Linked DNA regions of Mus musculus: region 2 is linked to region 1. The links are chromatin loops, found by intact Hi-C in ENCODE. Cell type or tissue: left cerebral cortex. All regions are shown on one strand.

The links. Peaks named below come from ENCODE experiments on the same cell type or tissue, not always from the same donor. Only the 100,000 strongest peaks of a DNase experiment are listed, where the experiment ranks them.
Region 2: it touches region 1 in a loop (2.7-fold over the local background); 2 of 42 quality-filtered maps call a loop at or near these places.

The regions. Positions count from the first base shown.
Region 1 is chr14:12,297,644-12,305,643 of GRCm38, reverse strand. 3830406C13Rik (RIKEN cDNA 3830406C13 gene) reads right to left here. Exons shown (of 5, transcript NM_178141.3): 4 at 7,988-8,000; 5 at 2,413-4,496. The coding sequence ends at 4,365. Among named protein-coding and RNA genes, the nearest start is that of 3830406C13Rik, 17 kb to the right of the region's middle. In left cerebral cortex, a CTCF peak has its summit at 4,768 (motif pointing left); a DNase peak (open chromatin) is centred at 4,752.
Region 2 is chr14:12,168,897-12,176,896 of GRCm38, reverse strand. The region is part of intron 13 of Ptprg (protein tyrosine phosphatase, receptor type, G); the gene reads right to left. Among named protein-coding and RNA genes, the nearest start is that of 3830406C13Rik, 110 kb to the left of the region's middle. In left cerebral cortex, no CTCF peak of the experiment used is centred here; DNase peaks (open chromatin) are centred at 4,156, 4,528 and 4,909.

The DNA of each region.
Region 1 (8,000 bases):
AAATAATTGCTCTCCTAAAACTGAAGTGTTAAGTTGCCGCTTCCTAAGAGGTGTAGTTTAGGGCTTTCTCTCGGTACCACAGTTGATTTTCACTGCACTTAAGCTATATGCTATTAATACCTTCACAGAAGCTCCACGTCTGCCTTTGTCTGATAGGCGAGTTTGAGTTTTCAGAACTGCAAGAGCCTCTCATCATTGTAACTTAAGAGAAAGCAGGAAACTGAAGTCTATGGTTAGATGACGTCGGGAAGTATTCTTAGCCTCTGGCTTTGAGCTGCTTTCCTTTTCTTGGATTTTGGTAAGGATATATAATTCAGTTCCATTAGAGAGGGTGTTCACAAAGCCAGCTGTCAAATTCCCACATCAATCCTCCTCAGAATTGCCAGAGGTTGACATGCCTGCAGGTTTGTCTCAAAAACTCTTTATTAGCAACGAGGAATTAAATTTCCTATGTAGACAAATTAACTTCTAAACTACAAGGAAAACAAACGATACACAGAGGGGTAGGGTGGAGCCATCTCATTCCAAGCCTGAAGCTTTCTCAAAAAGTGTTTCCCCTCTTCTGTTTCCTTGGTTTCTTCCACTCTTGTTGACACTACTGGGTTATTACCTACTCTGGAGGCCTGTAACTCTTAGCTATCTCCATCCAATTAAAGACGTACAGGTAACTACTAGAAAGTGTTTTAAAACTGCTTGGTTTGGGCAATTCTTCAAAAGTAGGAGAAATCAGTAGGGTAGGCTACAAACATGGTTTTAAGTAAAAGACTTCTTTGAAAAGACAAAATGCTATGAGTTGGCTTGGAGTAAATTAATGTAGCAGTGAAGGAGATGAAAGAGTCTGTTTTGTAAAGAAGCCAGCCTCATGGTCTTCTATGTTAAGTTTTATGTATTGGAATATGTGTCACACAGATTTTCAAGTCTGGTCCTTTCTTCTGAAGTTGATAACTTTATATACACACAGCTCTAGTCACACGAGAAGTGATAAAATAGAAGTTAAAAATTTTTCCAAACATAAATATCCTCCCATGCTCACTTTATTTATTCTAATGGGTCAGAAGAAGAGACAGATGCTAATATTGTAAGTGAAGTTACGCTGCAGCTCCAAGCTGACAAACTGAAGCACTGTGGCCTGAGGCAGAGGCAGGACTGTGTGTGAGACTCCGCCTCCATCCACTGCTCTCTTACAGAGGACTCAGAGAAGCAGCTTTTTCCTTGGTATTTATAATCACTGAGTTTTCTTCTAGATTTATTTATTAATTTTTGTGTATGGGTGTTTTGCCTACACAAAGGCATGGCTGGTGTCTATGGAGGTCAGGAGAGGGCACTGGAGCCCCTGAAACTTGAATCATGGAGGGTAGTGAACTACTGTGTGGATGCTGGGGATCCAAACCAGGTCTGATGCAAGAGGAAAGTTGCTGAGCCATCTTGCTAGCTCCATTTTTTTTTTAAGTGTGAGGAAAACTACAGTCTCTGATTTTAGTATTTTATAGTTTGATAACTTCATAACTAGAAATGTTCCAGCAGAAAGTGAGCTCTGAATATTTATGCTTTAAACTAGCCCAGAAAGACCTTGGAGGAAAATCTTTGATCTTAAAAACAAAAACAAACAAATCCCCAAAATGAAGACCAACAGTTTTCCTTCAAACTCTATATATTCTTTAAAAACTTTTCCTTCAAACTCTATATATTCTTTAAAAACAAACACCCAAATCCATTATGTCATGTTCATGGAGAATTATATTCTGATTAAGATACTAATTGGGTTGATTGAGATATAGCTCAGCAGCTCAGAGGTCTACTGTTCTTGCAGAGTTCCAGAGCTCTGTTCCCAGCACCCACATTGGGCAGCTCACAAGTGCTTCTAAGTCTAGCTTGAATGCCTCTGACCTATTTGGCACCTGCATGTGTGTATCCCTACAACATACACATAACTAAAAATAATAAAAAATTTAAAATATTGATTTGGAGGAAGAAGGTATGAGTAGGTGTTTCCTTATAATTCCTAGTAGTAGAAATTCCTGTTTCCTTATAATTCCTAGTAGTAGGAAAAGATATACTTTGTATATAGCATCCATCCCTCCCTCCCTCCCTCCCTCCCTCCCTCCCTCCCTCCCTCCCTCCCTCTGTTTCTTCCTTTTTACCTTCCTTCCTTCCATTAAACAATGTTTGAAAATTCCTGTGTTAAGTTAATTTGCCCACAAAAATATAAAGCCCTTTAATGGGATATCCAGAGCCCATGGGATTTTTTTTTTTTAACAGACACCATGTGGTGCAATCTGTTACAGTCTACAAGGCAGGATGGGGTGGGGTAGTCTCGGCAGGGGCCAAGAATAAAGTCATCTGTGGGAATTTGTGAATTATTAACCAAAATGGAGAAATGGCTCAGCTGCAGCCTTTAAACACCTTCTCTTTGCCCAAAATTGTGTAAGCTTTATTAGATTATACTTAAAAAATACCCAAGCCAAGCTAGCGAGTCAATCAGTGTGGGGAGAAAGAAAACACAAAGCTTTTTCTGAGAGGTTACAATGCCATTCATTTTGTATTGTAATTCAACCTACTGGTGATTTAATTTACAGATCTCAAAGGAAGTGTGCACTCAAATATTTGAGGACGTTAACATATCAACCACTGTTTAATTTTGGAATCTTCCGGCTTACTTGACACAATATTTTACCAGCTAACAAATGTTTAGCCTTTTTCACTTGACTGAAGAGAAGTACGTTTCACGTTGCTTCATTCACCTTTTTATGTGCATATGCTGGGAGACTGGATGTTTAAAAAGAGCCCTTCCTCGTGTTCCTGTCTACGTCTAAATCTGTTTACTGATTTGGAGTTGCTGAGAAACCTGCATTTCCCTGCTAAATCAACTGCATGGCTGGAGCCCAAACTGTAATGTAACAGAAAAAATTATCAATTTGTTTTCATGACAGTCTTGAGAATGTATAAAATTGTTCTGGCCGCTAAGTCAGTGTTCCATTGCCTCCTCTCTGTCTCCTCTCTTAAAGATGCCTTCAGCTCTTAAGCCGATACTTTTTATAGCTATGTATGTAACAGCTCTAATATTTTGTGACATTTTGTATTGTGACACTATAGATGAAATTGTCATCGGACTGACACCTTGTGCTGTTTATTCCTTAATTACAACTGTTAACACTGCAGAGAAGTGTGCTAATCTGCCAGCACATATTATGAAAACAATGTTATTGTTACCCACACCAACACCCACTCAACAGGACATTTCCAAGATGGCAGTGAACAGGAACATGTTACACAATGGATGATTTACTAGTTTTTGTTGTAGTGAGGGCTTATATGCATTTTAACTTTTTCTGTTGTTTTCTTTTAAAAATACAAATGACCTAAATATTGGGGCTCATACCTGTAATCTCAGTTATCAGAGGCTAAAACAGGAGAATGGCTGTGACTTCAAGGCCAGGTTGGTCTACAGGGTGAGATTTTTATCTTAAAGGCAATAAAAACAAAAAACAAAAACAAAAGAAGAACCTTTACCACAGTGAAGGCACATTTGTGACTGGAATCCCCACTGTGGAACAGTGTAGGCTCCCCCTCACTAGAAGCTGTCTCCACAGCTAGGAAAGCTCGCTCTGTCTTCTCCCCAGTGCTCGGCAGCCAGGAAGGAACTGGAGACTCAAGAGGGCCGTGATCCACAGCTTTCTGGGTTTTATTCTTAAGTTTTAGAGATAATAATAGAAAGGAGGGGAGGACGAGTTGAAAGATGACATTTAGGAAGGGGTATTTGTTTTCACAACGTTGGTAATCTTCAAATAAGCCTGTCAGAATTCAGTAGCCATTCCCAGCTCTCATAGATTTTTTTTTTTCAAAACCACTCGCGCTGTCCCAAACTGGCCACATATTGAATGCTTTCGAGTTAAGGACTTGGAGGAGTCTGTAGGAAGCACACAACCCCAGGAATCTATTTTCTGATAACTAGTATTGAACAAGAGCAGCTAAGCGTGGCAGACTTTCATGTAAGGAAGGCAGCACCTTGTTCCTGCTTCTGTTCCCAAAGTGAATGATGAAAAATCGCAACTTTAGGATACCTGCAGCCAACCTGTTTAGTTGGGAATGAGGGTGTGGGTTTTAAGCACACATAACACTGGTTTAATACCATATTTAACAAACATTATGTCTTACCATTAATTTTTACACTTTTCTTGGCAAGTCTATGACTGTGCAAGGATCTAACCTGAGACCTTTCAGAGGGCTCTCAAACTGACGTTGCTGCTGAGGAAACAATGAGACAATAGAAAACAATAACAAAATGAAACTTCTTCCCTAAGTCCCCGCCATGGATTTACATAGTTTTATAAAAAAAAAAAAGTTTCAAAGAGCACATGAATAAGTTACAACTTTGCCTCGGTTTGAACGAATGGTACCTCATTTTGATTTTCAGCACCAATTGGATATGGTGCTCTTCCTAAAAGAAACAGTTCCCACTTGGGGATATGTTCTTCTACTGATGCCCAGTAACGAGTCTGAAAAAAAAAAGTAAGAAAGCATATCAAACTGTTGAATTTGGTTCTTCACAACAGCCTAAATGTTTATTATCTTCAGTGTGTATGTGTGCACCTGTACACACTCTCTCACGTACATGTAGAGTGCATTTTCTCTTTAGTATATTTTATGTTAATTTTGGGGGAAAGAACTGGCTACTTACTAGAGTTAATTTTCAAATTTCTCAGCAAACCAGAGCCTGGCAGAATTAAGGTTTTAAATTTTATTTTGATTTTACACGCCCTCTTGTGGCCAGCCTTGTGATTATTATCAGTACTGTCACTTATGGTACCTGTTATTAAATGTTTTTGTTTACAATTCTACATCCCATAACTGGGGTTATCCATAGTGAAATGATTATAAAAGATTATACATGAGCAATTTCCTTAGAATTAACAGGAGAGAATGAGACCTGGACCTAAGATCAAGAATGCAATAACACGTAAGTTGGCGCCTCAAGGTGTGTGGGGTGTTAAATATCCACAAGTCTTTTAAAAGAACACTTGACACGACAAATTGTCATTTTTCTTAAATTTATGTGCTTGTATACAAATTTAGTGTCCATGTGTGGTGCATGTGCACATGTGTGTGCACACATGTCCATGGAAACTAGGATACTGCGAAGTCCCGTCTACCATGCTCTGCCTTACTCCTTTGAGACAGTGCCTTTAATCCTGGAGCTAGCCTGGCAATAGTAGTCCTCCTGTGTTTTGCTCCACAGAGCTGGGGTTTACGGCATTTGGGCCATGTCTGGCTCTTTAAGTGGGTGCTGGGATCCAATTTCAGGTCTTAATCAGCAAGTCCTCTTACCTGCTGAGTCAGTTAACTCTCCAGCTCTTTAGATTTTTATAATGAGAAAATAACTAATGTACCCATTTTGATGGAAACTGCTTGCAAATTAAGATGCTGTATATGTCTGACTGTTGGCTGTCTACTGCTGCACTGTGTAAAGGAGGGCTTGGGGTGCCAAAGTTTTCATCATGGGATGGTATTTTCTATTGGATGAACATAATCAGTACTTGGGGGAGGATAATTCAGCATTGAATCAGATAGCACTAGGAACACATAAGTTTTCATTCTGAGCACGACAAAGATACAGTGGTTCTGATGTTTGAAGATGGCGTGAGAGATTCTAAATATCTATACATCTGTGCATGTGGTCTGAGAAACGGCTTGACATACGTAAGATAAAGGTTACCCTGCTGTGCCAGAGTAGCTCAGAATACTATCCAAGGCCAGAGATGGGGGAGGGGGGTTCTGTGCCATTCACGGCTGAATTAACCACTATTGTGTGCCCTGTATTTGCTAAAATAAGGCATTGGTGAACTCAACAAAGGAGGACATACCCAATGCACAACTTTGAGCCAGAGATTTTTCCGCATTGGATCACTGCTTCTTCTTGTTACCCTAAATGACACAGAAAATTGAGGGGCAGATTCTCAGCCTCAGACTTTTGAATCTATTCTTATCCCTGATTGGGCAAAAAGAAAAATTACATCTGAGAAAGCTCATTAGAAGTAGAAAATGAAACTATTTTCCATGTAGTAAATTCCTATCCACACAAACTCATCCAAGTACCAAGTATGGCCAATCTTCTTCCAGTCTGCTTTTGAAATCTGACTAATACAGTTGTTTGTATTGGGTGATAAGCATGGAGGTAGACATTTTTTTCTTCTTTCTTTTATCTTCCATTTTTGTTTTCTCCACATGTAGACTCACAGCAGTCTCCTGTCTCAGCCTTCTACCATGTAACTGGTGGTTTGCATCTGAATGGCTTTGGCCACAGCCTGGTCTAGGAATGCTATTGTTCCTCCTTACATTTCCAACAAGCACTCCTTGGTTGGGCAATATGTCAATGTGAAGAGTCAGCCTATAGTCCTGGTTCATTAGGACAGCTGCTTCAATGTGACAAGACAAGATTTTTATAACATTTATGCTCTCTGTTCCCTGAGCCTTGGTGAATATTGATGTCCCATTCAGGATGAGCACCGAGTCTCTCCTCAGCACTGTGACCAGTTAGTTCTGCAGCTGCACTGACTACTGCCCATTACAGAAAGAAGTTTCTCTGACTGAGGCTGACAGCAGTCAATATGGGTATATGGGTATAGGCATAAATATTTGGAAGGCAACTTTGACAGCATGCCCATTTAGGAAAATAACAATATTCTAGGGCCTATGGACTCCACAGCCATGGACTTTTGACCAAGATTCCAGTATCAAACAAGAAATTCCACCCTGTGAAGCAGGTCTGAAATCCAATGAGAAAGCAGTTAGTTACCCCATTAACAGTTGTAACATTATTATAGCAGGGGGCATGTCTTTCCTGGCAGCCTGGCAGTGGAGCACATAGGGTTTAGTACTACGTAAGACCACTGATGTCTTTTCTCTTCCAGCAGCCTACATAGCATCTCCTGACACTATGAAACCTAGGCAGCAGGGAGGAAGTTTCCAGTCAGTTTAAAATTCACTTCTCCATATCTAGAAGCCAAGAGTATGGTGTCTGCAGCAGTAGCATCTTATCATGCACTATGGTAGGTAACCAAGTATGATGGCAACAGCAATAGGCTTTGTTGTCTTGGAGACTTTGCAGGCTTCTTGACCAATAACTCACAGGAAGCATCCAGTTTTCATTTAAAAGCTCATGTCATTGACATTGTCTACCTCTGCAGGGCAATTCTATTTAGAAGAGGAGGCCAAAAGAATGTGAAAGTCAGAGGGTGATGATGAGTGCTTGAAATGCTGTCTTCTGGACATGGCATGGCTATCACAGTCATAAGCACACAGCTGCTGTGGTTACCTACACAGGATCAAGGCAGCCAGAAGCCCAGCAGAGAGGGGAGAGATGAAGAGCTATTGGCAGTGGGTAACTGCTGGGGGACAAGACTCACTCTTTGTTGAGGTGGTAACTGGTAAGTTTGCCATGCTTCAGTGAATCCCTCACATCCATGCACATGTAGGGCAGCTCTAACTGGACTGAATAGGTTATTTTAAAGGGGGAGGGACATGGGGGCTAGAGATAGATATGATCTGTATTCCATCAGAGAACTAGGATGCTGGCAGGTTAAGACACTTGCCACTGAGCCTGATTATCTGAATTTGAGTCCCAGAATCCACATGACGGGAGGAGAGAAACAATGATTGCAGGTTATCTTCTGACCTCCACATATGTACCACAGCATGTGTGCATGCATGGCACTTGTGTATGAATATGTGCTGCACACATGCATTCATAAACACAAACTGGATGTAGATTTTTAAAATTATCAATTCTGATTAGATAATTTTTTTCATCAAGATATCCCTTAATTGCTAACAACATATAAAATATTGTACTGTGGACATAAAAATATTAACCAATCCTTTATTACTTTTCTTGTTGACTAAAACCTGGGCAATATAGCTGGGAAGCCCTTGTTTATCTTGCAGGGAACTTAGAGTTGTTATTCTTGTTAGAGTTAACTTAGGGTCTTACCTCAAGAGAAAGC
Region 2 (8,000 bases), 130 kb after region 1:
GAACATGCACCCTCTACTTTTTCTCTGCAGTCACAGCTCAAATATCTTCTCAAAGAAGTTCTCCTTGGCTCTCACTCTGTTCCCCTGTACCCTAGCCATGCTTTAGGTTTTTTTTTTTGTTGTTTGTTTGTTTTTCCCGAGACAGAGTTCCTCTGTGTAGCCCTGGCTGTCCTAGAACTCACTCTGCAGACCAGGCTGGCCTAGAACTCAGAAATCCGTCTGCCTCTGCCTCCCAAGTGTTGGGATTAAAGGCGTGTGCCACCATTGCCCGAGTGCTTAAGTTTCTTAAAGAACTCACTGTTCCCCTTTGGCATAGCTGGTATCCAAGGAGGCCACAAAACCAACCTGGAAGCAGACAGAAGAGCAGTGAGGACAGATGCTAACATCAGTGGCCATCACAAAGGAGCCATAGCATTGGCTCTGTCCTGCTCAGTGCTCCCACTGGGGAAGGTAAGATCAGTACAGCTGGGTTTCCAGTTAACCATGCAAATGAGACAGCCAGCTGGGGATTATGACAGGCATTATTTTCAAATAGCACAGAATTTTAAAAAGAGTGTGCACTTTATATAACCTTTATTTACTTATTCATCTCCACCAAGACATGGCCTTGAACTCAGAAATCCACCTGCCTCTGCCTCCCAAGTGTTGGGATTAAAGGCGTGTGCAAAGCAGGAATTCTGTCTCCTACACAATTCTCCATGGCCCTGTAGATGTGTGAGAAGTGGTAAAAGAATCAACAATGGAAGGAATAAATGGGCCAGCCACAAAGGCCTTCGTTCAGCAATGCAGAACACTAGATAGGATAAACAAACATTATAACGTAAGTGATCCTGGCCAGTCTTCCTTTCTGGAAACTGTTTCCTCTCTTGGAGCAACCCCTGATATCCTAACTGCCAGGTAGGCCTCTCTAGAATCAGAAGCACATACACGCAGAGAATGGTAGAACACACTTCTGCCCCAGGTTCTTAGGGAGCGCAATAGAGGAATGCCCATCTGAGGCTAAGCTGGGCAACATTTTTTATGCCTATTGAGAAATCTCTAAAAAGTGTTTTGGCTCAGTGGTAGGAGTACTTGACTAGTATACAAGGCCCTGGCTTCAATCTCCAGCACCTCACAGGGGAAACACGTAACATGGGCTTTCTTTTATTCAACAATTACTTTCCCGGTGGCTTCTACTAACAGTAGAATGAAATTAGTAATATGAAATTTAGAATCCCTTCTGCCACCTACTTAGGAAAAAGCAAAAGCAAGTTCTTAGTACACTGTTTCCTTTATGATTCTGCCAGGGTAGAAAGCAGGCTAATCTAAAGCCATAGCCAGCAAGCAAAGAAAGGCTGGCTGACAGAGCAGTTGCATGCAGAATATCTCTTGTATACCTGCTCACAGCTGCTCTGATTGTCATTGTCACTGCTGTGCAACTGGAGGAAGAGCCCACGTTCCAGAGATGCACATGTGGTCAATCACACTATGAGTACACATGGCATATTGTCACGTGCCCACACCCCATGCCCATGTGTTTCTGTTTGCCTAAGCCCCTGTTAATGCCAGTACAAATCCCTACACATCTGTATGCTTTCATAGTCACTTCACTCTGTCTCCCTCTGAACATCCAGGGAAGAAAAAATTGCAGTGTCAACAAAACTCACTTGTGTTCATGATGAACTTGTTTGTTTGTTTGTTTTTTCAAGAGTTTCTCTGCGTAGCCCCAGCTGTGCAGGAATTTGCTCTGTAGACTAGGCTGATCTTGAACTCACAGAGATCTTCCTGCTGATGCCTACTGAGTGCTGGGATTAAAGGCGTGTGCCTGATGAATACCATTCTTCAGGAGCAGATATCAACACATAGAAAGACGGAACTCAGTAAAAGAGAAACCTTTTCCCACATGCAGATGTGACTCACTGATGTGAGCTGACTTGCCATAAAGTTTACAAAAGGCTTGGTCATATGATCAAGAGGGACATGGATTTACCAGAGTAGAGCAATAACAAACTTTAGTAAGCCTAGGGTCGGAGGCTACAGTTTCTATTTACGAAGCTTACCAGCCTATGATCCAGAACCCTTGAAGTTATCTTAGGCCTATCTGAGAAGTGAGGCTGCCTTGTATGTCTTCAAAACCCTTCCCAAGCTATGATTATGTTCAGTAAGACACTAAACTAAGGACATTAACACTAATCAACTGGGACTAAAGCGAAGTAGGTGATATTACTCAACATTGAATTCTCAAACTAATAACGAGATAACTGAATATATTCATCATTATCAGAGCTCAAGTTGGTTCTTATCTGGACCTCCAGGTCAGGTGGCCATTACTGTGAAAACATCATGCAATAGTAGCCAAGTGGTTTCTTTGCCTGCAGTGTCTATCTGACCTGAAACACGAAAGCAGACTACATAGAAATGACTAACTATTCCCACCATGTATGGTATTCCCCTATCTGGGGCAGCACAATATGATAGTTAAAATGGTGGGCCATGGCAGGGGGCTGGTGGGTGGATAAATAGATCAGTGGGCAAGAATACCTGTTGGGTAAACATGAAGGCCTGGTTCTTAGCCCAGCACCAGTATAAAACCAAACCCCTCAACTCGAGACTAATACCAGTGCTATTCAGGATGGAGACATGAGGATTGTTGGGGCTTGCTTGCCTAGCTTTAGGCTCCTGGAAAGACCATATTTCAAAAGGAAAAGCAGGATATCCAGTGCCCTCCTCTGGTCTCTGCATGTACATACCCCTCCCTCCCACATATATAGTACATATAATGGTGGGCTATGAAGTCAAGTTATTTGGATTAAAATCAAGGCTCTACTCACTAAAGATCTATTTGTACTATAACCTGGGCTAAGCACATGCCAGAGATGGTAAAATAGTGTGTGTTTGTGTGTGTGTGTGTGTCTGTGTGTCTGTGTGTGTGTGTGGTGTGTTCTGAGCTATCCAGGCTCCAAGGAACATAAAACAAAATCTGCCTTCATAACAATCATCACAATTCTAGGTTGTACACTGATGCCTGGCTCAAGGTAGCTAACCTGTGCTTTATATAGCCCAGAGGTTCAACAAGTGCCACACCCCAGAACACCTGGCACCTCTCCTAGCATCCACCTCAAATTACACAAATCAAAAAGGTACCATCCAAAAATGTCTGTCTTTTGAGTGGCAGCAGCTGGGCTCTTGCACATTTTTTCTGGGCACTGATGCTATCTAAGCAGCTTGCTGTTGTAAAGCAAGGATCCATGGATCCTGCAGAGAGCTTCCTCAGTAGTAATTCAAAGCCAGTGCTTCTACCATCTAGAGCAGTAAGAGCAAAATGGCACACTCTTCTCTTTCAGCATCTTCAAGAGCTCTGATTTTCTCCCCAGTTGTTCTGACTCATTTGAAATAGCTCTGAACCACTGAAACAGACTGCATATATGAAATATCATGCACACAGCTGGGTGCCATTTGTTGAAGGGGGGCAAGCATATCATTGGGTGTTTCCTTTCTATGACCTGCCCTAGCACCCTGTCCTCTTCCCTGTGGACATAGTTCTGTCCTCAGTGTACGTCCTATACTGTTACAGATTTGGGGTTTTCCTTCTCTGCAAGGCCAGTGAAGAATAAATTTGTAGCATCCTGTCTTAGTCAGGGTTTCTATTCCTGCACAAACATCATGACCAAGAAGCAAGTTGGGGAGGAAAGGGTTTATTCAGCTTACACTTCCATGCTGCTATTCATCACCAAAGGAAGTCAGGACTGGAACTCAGGCCAGGAAGCAGGAGCTGATGCAGAGGCCATGGAGGAATGTTCTTTACTGGCTTGCTTCCCCTGGCTTGCTCAGCTTGCTCGCTTACAGAACCCAAGACTACCAGCCCAGGGATGGCACCATCCACAAGGGGCCCTCCCCCCTTGATCACTAATTGAGAAAATGCCTTACAGCTGGATCTCATGGAGATCCTTTCCCTGTGATAACTCCAGTCTGTGTCAAGTTGACACACAAAATCAGCCAGTACACATCTTATTCCCAACACCTCAACTAAAAGCATTACAAAGTACATTTCCCTCTGTAGACCTACACTGCCACCTGCTTTTACTCAATAGCCCCTAGTGGACTCAGTTCCGGATCTCTCAGATATCTGAAGTTTGTGCTCACATTTCTTTTGCTTGAGCAAATCTGAAGTAACGAATTTGTCCCTTTTTAGACACATATGCTGATATGATGACGTCAATGAACCTAGATATCCAAGGACACGTGTGGAGGTGCTTCACAGATACAGGTATGCTTGTCTACCTCACCGTGTGTCCTCAGGGGCTAGGTCAAGTTCTTATGCAGCAATTCCACAAAGTGGGGTTACCCTGTCAGACTTTGTGGGGGTGAGAAGTAAACCTGCCTCTGTTGTTAGGCCATGAGTCTGCTGCAGCTACTAATAAGGCTTAGAGAGCACAGCCAGCCCCGGGAGAGCGGAGATGGCTCGAAGGCCTCAAAGCTTTTGCACTGGGGATGTGGGTGTGGGGCCAGTCCCTACCCTGCTCCTACACAGGGAAGCCCTCATCTGGAATTAGGCCCATTAGGAGCAGCATCCCAAGTGATTTTATTAACTTTATAGTCACCCTTTTGTTTTTGGCTCAAAGTAGCTCTGCTCAGTTGGTTAACCTACATTTATCCTATACTTAGCTCTAAATTGATGACTGAGCTATTTCTAGGCTACTGTGCATAATGAGATCATTCCAAAGAATAAACTCTAGAAGGAGATTCCTAACTATTTTTTTTTTCAAATACCATCTTATGCCATGGTAAGATTGCTGGAAATTATGTACAGCTATACAATGTGACTACATTTAAAAGGTGTTTATCTATAGATTTCATTCTCTCACTTGCAAACATTTCAGGTATGCAAGGACCCAGAATTACATTTCTATTTTTCCTTACAGTCAGATCTGGTAGAACATTGTGGCACATGTGTACTTAGTCCCCATCTGTTACACAGGGCAGACATTTCTCACAGCCTATATTGCCTGCCCATATGCACTCAGTACATGTTTTCTAACTACTTTATAGGTAAGGAAACTGAGGCTGGAAGATGACTCTTCACTGAAGATAACTGGCCCCACCCTGGTAGGTCTCCAGTTCCTGTTATTGACTGGAGCTAATTTCTAAACCCAACACAGCTTTTATACCACTGACATGTACTATATCTGTCTCTCTCTCTCTCTCCCCCCCTTTCTCTCTCCTTCTCCTCTTCCTCCTCCTTCCTTCCCCTCCTCTCTCTCTCTCTCTCTCTCTCTCTCTCTGCTTGTTCCTCCCCTGATTTCTCACTGTTTAGCTGTCAGCTTCCCACGGGTTCTTCCTGGACCTTACTTCTCTTTCAGGCTAGGTTGAAGCACAATATACCCTTACCCTTCTTTAAATAGTCTTTATACTCCGTTATGTTACTCACCCATTTCTTTAATGAATCCTGGGGACTACAGGGCTTTGCATCTGAATCACCAAGCATATCACAATGGGACCAAGTCCATAAGCACTGTATAAACAGCAGGAACTGGCATACAAGACCAGTCTATGCAATGACAGAAATGGCTTCATAATTTCATAAATAAGGGAATACTTAGCCAAATCTTCTAAACTAGCTGTCTTTCTAAGTCTGGACAGTCCCCTCAGAAATACCACTTGCTGGCTTTCAGTTCTTTTCTTTCTTTCTTTTTTTTTTTTTTTTTTTTTTTTTTTTTTTGTTTCTTCGAGACAGGGTTTCTCTGTGTAGCCCTGGCTGTCCTGGCACTCACTTTGTAGAGCAGGTTGGCCTCGAACTCAGAAATCCGCCTGCCTCTGCCTCCCAAGTGCTGGGATTAAAGGCGTGCATCACCACCGTCTGGCTCAGTTCATATTTTTGATGATTACAGTGGTGACACGAAGTTTGGGCTCCTGAGTGAAACCCAGGCGTAGTGGGCATATTCCATCCTTCCAACCACAAACTCCTCTGGAGGTGGAATCACCATTTTGAGGTCTCACTGGAACTGTTCAATTACAAGGTCCCTTTCTGCTGGGATGGAGTGATATAAGTCTAACACAGGCCAGTGGGAGCCCATGAAGAACAAACCATGCCAGCCAGCCATGTCCCTATGTCCTTGTTCTATCTTCCAAGAGCAGCCACACCTGATGCCCCTGGACCTTTCAGTGTAGTGAGTCAGTACTAGGGGTTTTTTGGGGGGAGGTGCTTAAGGGAACTTGATTTGTGTGTTAAATACAACGAAAAATGTGCTCTGATAACATTGCATTTTGCCTGGCTCACAGCAGCAATTTAACAAAAGTCAGGTCCCTTTTTCTCCCCAGGTCAAAGAAAGAAAAGTACCTACCACATAGATGGTGCCCCAGGAGATGGTGCCACCCAAGTGTTTGGAACAGTGCCTGGCACTGGTGGCCGACCTGTTGAACATGATCACACTCTCAAGCAGGAAACAGGCAGGAGAGAACTCAGAGACCCTGGGTTTGATTTCTCCACCTTTTCATGACTGATTCCATTGCAGCGTTGCCAGCTCCAGGTGAACACGCTCAGATTCTACAAAGCTGGCTGCAGAAGACTGCTGCCACCGTGCACAAGCACTGCGGGGGGGCACCTTGCCGTCTGTGGACACAACCCCTGAGGTTTGGATGAACCTGCATGGCTTCTGTCAAGTCCCTCTGTCTGCTATCTCAGCCACTCGCTGCCTCTGTGCCTCAGGACATTGCTACTCTAGCTTCAAAGCCACACCACCGCGGGGACTTGTCAGTTCTCTATGTAAGCTTCCCTGTGCTGCCCCCTTTCATGTTAATCACAGGGAAAATGTTGGACAGAGAAAAGGCCCTTGTCCCTCCTGCATGGTCTCATGCTTTGCCAACATACCCGTCTTAACAGGAACTCGGTTTATTTTTCCTGCTGTCAGAATTGTCTTTTCCTTTACAGACATTTTTTGTGCACTGCCATTGAATGTAGGCTCCATCTACAGGATGAAGCCTAAGACTCTGCGCATGTTGAACTAAGCTTTAGGGGAAAATAACAATATTCTGGCATGACCACTACTATAGTTTCCATTTGGACTAATGGAGTTTTTCAGAAACATAAAGAGCTGTCATTTCAGTCTTAAGATGAAGTGCCTCAAACCACAGAGGGTTCAGAGCTGCCTGTCCTATGTACCCAGTCTCTGCTGAATCTGACTGCACCGATCTGAGTGCCCTTAGCTGCCTGGGGTCTCTGCCTGTCCTGCCACACTGTTCCCTGTCTCAGTCTTTGTGATCTGTGAGATGGTACAGTGTAGGAGATTGGCTGGCTGGCTTTTGTTTTGTTTTGTTTCAGAATTGCTTGGTACAAGTTTACCACCCTCGTCCCCATGACTCTTTTCTGTGTAGCCCAGGCTGCTGTAAACTTGCTGTGCAAGCCATGAGGAACCCTACTGGATGTTACTGTTGATGGTTCTTTTCTTCAAGACAGAGTTTCTCTGAGTATCCCTGGCTGTCTTCAAACTCAGTTATCCGCCTGCCTCCTCCCAAGTGCTGGGATTAAAGGTGTGTGCCACCATCACCCAGCTCAGATGGTTCTTCATGGCAGGATTAGAAGCCACGGTCAGCAGAGTGGCAGCTATACAGAGGCACTCCAGCAGGTCTCAGTTTGTAAATCTCTACCACTTAGGGGGGTTGAATAACCCTTTCACAGGGGCCTCATATCAGATATCCTACATGTCAGATATTTATTTACATTACAGTTCATAATAGTAGCAAAATTACAGTTATGAAGTAGCAAGGAAGATAATTTTAGGGTTGGAGGTCAGTCACCACAACATGAGGAGCTGTGATAAAGGGTCACAGTGTTAGTAAGGTTGAGAGCCACTGTGCTATGTTCCTATGTGGGGAGTTATTGTTACATACTTGGGGAAGGCTGAAATGACCACAGTATCCTGTCCTCGGCTGAGAACAGACCTGACACTATACTGCTGATCAGCAAATGCTTTGTGTTGAGCCTTCCCTCAGAGCCCACCTGTGGTAATGAACACTCAGCACTA